2 separate regions of the Homo sapiens genome follow, and region 1 is linked to region 2. Evidence: chromatin contacts called from ENCODE Hi-C or POLR2A ChIA-PET data. All regions are on one chromosome and are shown on one strand. The core of a region is the stretch at or near the end of the contact, and the rest is flanking DNA. Distances in the headings are between cores, read along the strand shown. Region 1 has its middle 51 kb from the start of SERP1. Region 2 overlaps LOC107986141 (a long non-coding RNA gene).

The links. Hi-C counts contacts between places; a loop is a spot of excess contacts on that map. ChIA-PET counts read pairs that join two places held with the same protein, here RNA polymerase II (POLR2A). Pooled maps may share reads with other maps.
Region 1: a loop to region 2 is called in a map of dorsolateral prefrontal cortex, with 3 times the contacts of the local background. The contact joins two enhancer-like sites. A Hi-C loop is called at or near these places in 5 of 168 maps with a recorded cell type or tissue (PC-3, PC-9, dorsolateral prefrontal cortex and 2 more) and 10 of 50 pooled maps. POLR2A ChIA-PET finds 5 or more read pairs at or near these places in 3 of 52 experiments (H1, MCF 10A and Panc1).

The regions. Positions count from the first base shown.
Region 1 is chr3:150,494,144-150,496,991 of GRCh38, forward strand. No RefSeq gene overlaps it. Among named protein-coding and RNA genes, the nearest start is that of SERP1, 51 kb to the right of the region's middle. Within about 2 kb of position 1,573, at least 2 of the 41 ENCODE cell types and tissues checked have a DNase peak (open chromatin) inside an H3K27ac peak, as active enhancers do; they include Panc1 and dorsolateral prefrontal cortex, where a contact is called at or near this core.
Region 2 is chr3:150,347,354-150,350,397 of GRCh38, forward strand. It overlaps LOC107986141 (a long non-coding RNA gene), which reads left to right. Exons shown (of 3, transcript XR_001740958.1): 2 at 25-1,066. Among named protein-coding and RNA genes, the nearest start is that of LINC01214, 25 kb to the left of the region's middle. Within about 2 kb of position 1,283, at least 12 of the 41 ENCODE cell types and tissues checked have a DNase peak (open chromatin) inside an H3K27ac peak, as active enhancers do; they include Panc1 and dorsolateral prefrontal cortex, where a contact is called at or near this core.

The DNA of each region.
Region 1 (2,848 bases), core at 323-2,822, 150 kb after region 2:
CACACCCAGCTAATTTTTTTGTATTTTAGTAGAGATGGGGTTACACCATGTTGGCCAAGATGGTCTCAATCTCCTGACCTCATGATCCGCCTGCCTCGGCCTCCCAAAGTGCTGGGATTACAGGCATGAGCCACCGCGCCCAGCCTTTGCTCCAATTTTTTAAAATTCCCCAAGTGTTATAGGAAGAAATGTGACATTTTTATCAAAAGGCTACCAACTTTCATATACTTTTACCAAAGTCTCAAATGTGATAAATTGTAATGATTCACAATGCCTATGAGATGAGTTTTTCTAAAACAGGCTCGTTCCAATACCCCGCCCCCATTACTTTCTAGTTACAATGACAAACTGTGCCCCACATTTCATCTGAACAATGAGACTCATGGAGAAGTTCAGCTCATTACTAGGACCTTGCTCCTAACTTCATTGCATCCAGTTCCTTGTAAATAATGAGAAGTGAACTGCAGAGTGAGGGCCATTTCCTCCTCTTTGTGATGAGCTATGGTGACTGAAACTTTTGGATCCTTCAATAGGCAGACAGAAGGGTCTGCTGTTACCCCATCTTCCCAGAGAGGAAATTCTGTCTTTGTTCCTCTGGTAGAACATCTTCACAGGGCTCTAAATAGGCACACGGGCATGTGACTGCTAGCACACGCACACGTGCACACAGTAGGTTTGATTGTCAATAAGGTTCAGAACAATTATATGGCCACTAGAATTATAACTTCCAACTACTATGAAATGAGAAACCCCCAAATAAAAAATAACAGGAATAAGGCTACCTGACCACCTGTGAATATTAACTATATCACCCCCAAATTTCTAAAGTTACAAAGAGGGAACTTTTAGAAACTCGAGTTTTTAAAGGGGTTTTCCTACCCCCTTTACATGGAGTGGGAAAAATCTTTCAATTTTGATGGAAAGAGAAATCTTCATTTTGAAATTAAACTTTGAAGTTTGAAAATAAAAGCAGAACCAATTCGCAGTTCAGAAAGGGGATGGTTGGAGGTTAATCAGCCTTTTAAAGAGCTCTGTGGGACTGCTGACCCGGATACCCTCAGTACACTTGGAGAAGAAGGATCAAAACCATGCTGGCCCCATAACAGGCATGGACCTTGGCTGTCTCTGTGTGTCAATCTCACACTCTAGGCCAGCTTCAGCCACTCAGTGTTTCACTCTGTGTATGCCTGTCTGTGTCTGTGTCTGCTTTGTTCTTCCTCTTTCTTTCTTCTCCTTGTTGTTTTGTTTTTTCCTATTTTTCTCTACTTCATCTTTCACATTCTCTAACTGGCCATAGTGTCACCTGAAAATTTTATTTTTTTTAATCTGGCTCCTGCAGGATGAAAATATATTTACTTTTTAAAAACTTATTTAAAATATACATGTTTCCCAGTTTTAATTTTAACAGATATTGATTTGAACACATTATGGCTCTCTTCAAAAATTGTGCTTGTTTTGAATTTGTATGTGATCTTTGATCTATGAAGTTTTTGGCCCTGTGAGTGGCTTATTCACAAGAGAAAAGAAAAAAAAAATTCTCCATACTCCTGATTTAAAGAATTGCTCAAATTCAATATAAAGCTCAAAATATGGGAAATACTTTAGTTTTGTTTTGTCTCCACCTGGTGGTTGTAAGTCAGAACACAAGCCCTTAATGGAACTGGAAAAATAATCACTTCAGTGCCTCCCTTATGTATATGAGATCAAATTATTTAATTAGAAAATGTTTTCAAACTGGAAAAAAGGTAATTATCACAAAAACTTTAAAAACTGATCTACGCCTTTCTTTCTTTGTTTTGCTTCCTTGTAGGAGCCAAGAATAGAGAAACTTCTTAATTTTCAAATTTCTTTCTGGGTTTACTTTCTACCAGGGGCTGGTATTTTCCCTAACCTCCTATCTTCATCCACCACAGCAAAAAGCTGCCGCCCTCCAGTCCCCTGGCTCCCCCCACTCCAGATGCATTCACAGTTTTTAGTGTAGATTCCAAATTTGGAACTGAAAAACTCACAGCCTTGAAAGTCCTACTATTGTAGCAATCTTATTTTGTTAAAAACACAAAAAAATGAACAAATAAACAATACCCAGCAGAACTCATGAAAGCCCATCACACTTTGAGCTATATACTGCATAATGAGACTCCAATGTTAATTTCTCCCCTCATCTATTATTTTTTCTGATATGCAGTATTTTTTCACTCTGCAAATATGTTGAATGAATATATTAAATATAGATGTTTATGATGCTTCTATAGAACCTTCTCATAGAATCTTATAATGTGTCTTCACACTGCAATTATTAAACAATTAATTTCAGTTACAGTTATTGTTATTTTTGGTAGTTCGTGTTCCATGAAGTTGCAAATATTGAACCACTGCTTTTAGGGGAAATATACGGTTAGGATCTTGCGAACCTCTGGTCACATTTTCATCAACTGGTCAATACACAACCTTGTTTTAGGTGTGTTGCCATTAAAGAATTTCATTATATGTATATGTGTATATATACATATGTGTATATATATATACATATGTGTGTATATATATACACACACACATATACATATAATGAAATATATATATAAAATGAAATATATATATATATATATTTTAGATGGAGTTTGGCTCTGTTGCCCAGGCTGAAGTGCAGTGGCACAATGGCAGCTCATAGCAACCTTCGCCTCCCAGGTTCAAGCAATTTTCGTGTCTCAGCCTCCCAAGTAGCTGGCACCACAGGCATATGCCACCACGCCTGGCTAATTTTTATTTTTAGTAGAGATGGAGTTTCAGCATGTTGACCAGGCTAGTCTCAAACTCCTGACCTCAAGTGATCCACCGGCCTCAGCCTCCC
Region 2 (3,044 bases), core at 33-2,532:
TTTCTCTCTTTAACTCCCTATCAGACATTGAGCCGAGTTTGCATCCGAGTCTGGAGTTGGTTTACAAGCATACTGGAAATAAAACTCAATTGGGAGTGAGAATCCAGGTGAACCGAAGTAAACGTGAACTCTTTGTGAACCAAATACTACTGTACGCCTCTTCAAAGCCTACAGGCGCCTGAAAATCTCCCATAAATCCAAGCTGCATTGAAAGGATTTGCTCCAAGCCTTCTACCAGTAGCTTGCATCCACATGCATCAGATTCAGCTGTCTCCTAAATCTGCAAAGTGTTATCTGCCTCACCGTGCACAAACTACTGTCCCAAACTGTATTCAATCCAGATGGGAGGTTTTATCACTTCCTGACTTCCCTTCCATTGTAAGGATGAATATTTTGAAACCAGGCAACTAGGAAAACCATACCCCACTAAATGGGAGCATATACTATTTAGGGAAAACTTTCTAATTGTCCCCCAGAAAATGAAGAAATTATGCTCTTCTTGTACCCTGATTGTACAAAATGTTCAGCTCCCTGGGATATGCACCAGATCACATTCACAAGAGAACCTACCATGGGTGTGTCCAGCGTCACGCACAATTCTCAGTGAAACAGCTTAATCTCCACACTTTTCTGTCTCACAAGCAAATTAGGATGCAAGTGAGGTTGAAATTATCACAGGAATACATGTTATCCTATTTTAAAAAATAATTTTCAAATGCTGGCACTTCACTATTAATAACAACAATTTACTTGTGACAGCTGATAAGACACATTGATATTTCAATCCTGATTCACTCAGACCACCACCACTCCTATAAGTACCTCCAATCAGGGAACTTGTCAATCATAAAGTGGAAGTTGGTTTATGTTCTATTTCCTCCTCAGGGACAGGGCCCAAGTCTTGATCATCACTTTACATAAATCAGTGCCCAGGCTATTGCAGGGGTGCAATAACACTTATGTAAACCAAGGGAAAGGCACATAATATGCCTAGAATATCTCTAGAAGGATCCTCCAAGAAACTGCTAGCAGTGATTGTCCCTCAACAGAGAAACTAGGGGTTGAGGTGAGACACTTGATTTCACTGTTTTTTTTTGTTTGTTTGTTTGTTTGTTTACTAATTAAACTTTTTACCCAGTATTTTGTATTTTATTGGGTACATTAGAATATTTATTGAATGAATCAACACACAGATGAACGAACAAGCTATATCCAGGAACACAAGAGTTGACGCCCAAATATTTTTGTCTGTACCAACTTAACAGCAGTGGCTTTTTCCAACCCGAAGTTTCAAATCCTTCTGGTGACTCATGTCAAGTTGCGTGCGCCAAGTTAAGAGAGTGCTGACACTCTGACTCAGTGTGTACAGAAATTCTTGGCCAAGGAGGAGACAAAGAACTGTCACAAAGGCTAGACTTTATTGGTTCAGTTTTGATTCATTAATCAGAAGTGGAAATGCTCACAGTTTTTCTCCATATTAGATGTTGCTGTATCTTGTCTGTGAAGAGCAAGCGTGGTTACTTCTCAAGATAAAGCTCTATCCAAGATCCAGAAAAATGGCAATTCTTTAGAGAAAAAAAATCCATTTATCTCATGTCCCTAGTTTCATGTCTCCTTTCAGCTCCAGAGAGGTGGCTTACTGCAGTGAATTGAAGAGCACTGGCTTTGGGATCAGGCAGAACTGTCTAACTATCCTTTGTCTCAGAATTTGCAGTTGTATATAAACTGGGGACAAAGGTACCTACCTGACAAGGCTGCCATTAGGCTTAAATTAGCTAATATATTTAAAATCCCTGTAACATAGTGCTTAAAAAGTGGTAGCTATTATTCCTACCGTAAAATAGTTTTACAGCCCTTTTCATCCTTTAAATTGACTGAGAATCAACACCAGTCGTTGCTTTAAAACAAAGCTTTGAGGCTTTAAGTCTTACCTATAAGGTGCCACTACATTATAAGCTTAAGAACGTTTTGCCTCCTCCCATAATAAAAATATTCTGTGGTGTTTTTGACATGTTACTTCTTTTGCCTACAGTGTAAAGATTAGGAATAAGCTTGCTATTAATACTTCCAATATTCACTGTGTCATCTGTCTGACTGTCATAATCCTCAATCAATCACCTTTGTGCTAGCATCACTTTTTATCCAACCAGGTCAAGATCATGTAATTTGACGGCTGCTTAGGAATTTGTCAGCACTGTTATTTGAAGGGTGTTAGAAAGACACTGGCACTACAATCAGACTCTGTAGCAATATGCCATGCCAAAGGAATTTTTAATGAGGTGGATTTTTTTTTTTGAGTTGGGGGATCCCTTGTCCCCAACTCAAATTCATGCTTCAGTCTGGTTCCAAAAGAAACCAGACTTTTTGGAACCACAATCCCCAGATTCCTCAATGTTTGGCAAGTTTGCCAAGAGGTTCAAGCTGCCCTCTAGCTCATCTGGCTGCTGCTCTTGCCCAGGCTGTCTGATGACTTGCTGGGCCACCAGGGGCCCTGCCTTTCCCAGCATGGAAGTATGTGACTCTCCCCACACTCCCTGCGCCAACAATGCCAAGAATCAGAAACAAGGGCCGGGAGTGTTAGCAGGCCCCGCATGAGTGGCAGCTTAGAGGGCTTGCATTGTGCTTGGTGCACCAAGAGCAGATTGTTATTCTGCAGGCATGAATTAGAGCCTGGGCAGAAAGCACCATGGTCTTGCCCGGTGGTGTCTTGCTGCTGCTGGAGAAGTGAGAGGGCTGCGGTTGTACAGAATTTCTGCAGGCCATGTTCCAGGAATTGTCCTTAGAGGGCTCATCAGAAGTGGAAACATTTGCTTCTTGAATTCCAAACACCCTGAAATTCCATTAGTCTATTATTTTCCCCCTACCTTCCCCACTTCTCCTGCTGTGAAATGGCATCAATTCATTAACTCTGCTCAAAGGCGATTGTATTCTCATGACTTCAATGTATCATTTTAAATTTTTTATATTTTGCATAAGCTTTATTAAATACGTATCTAAGTTGGAATGATTATCCCCACTGTCTGTTCAGTTGTCATTCAGACAAT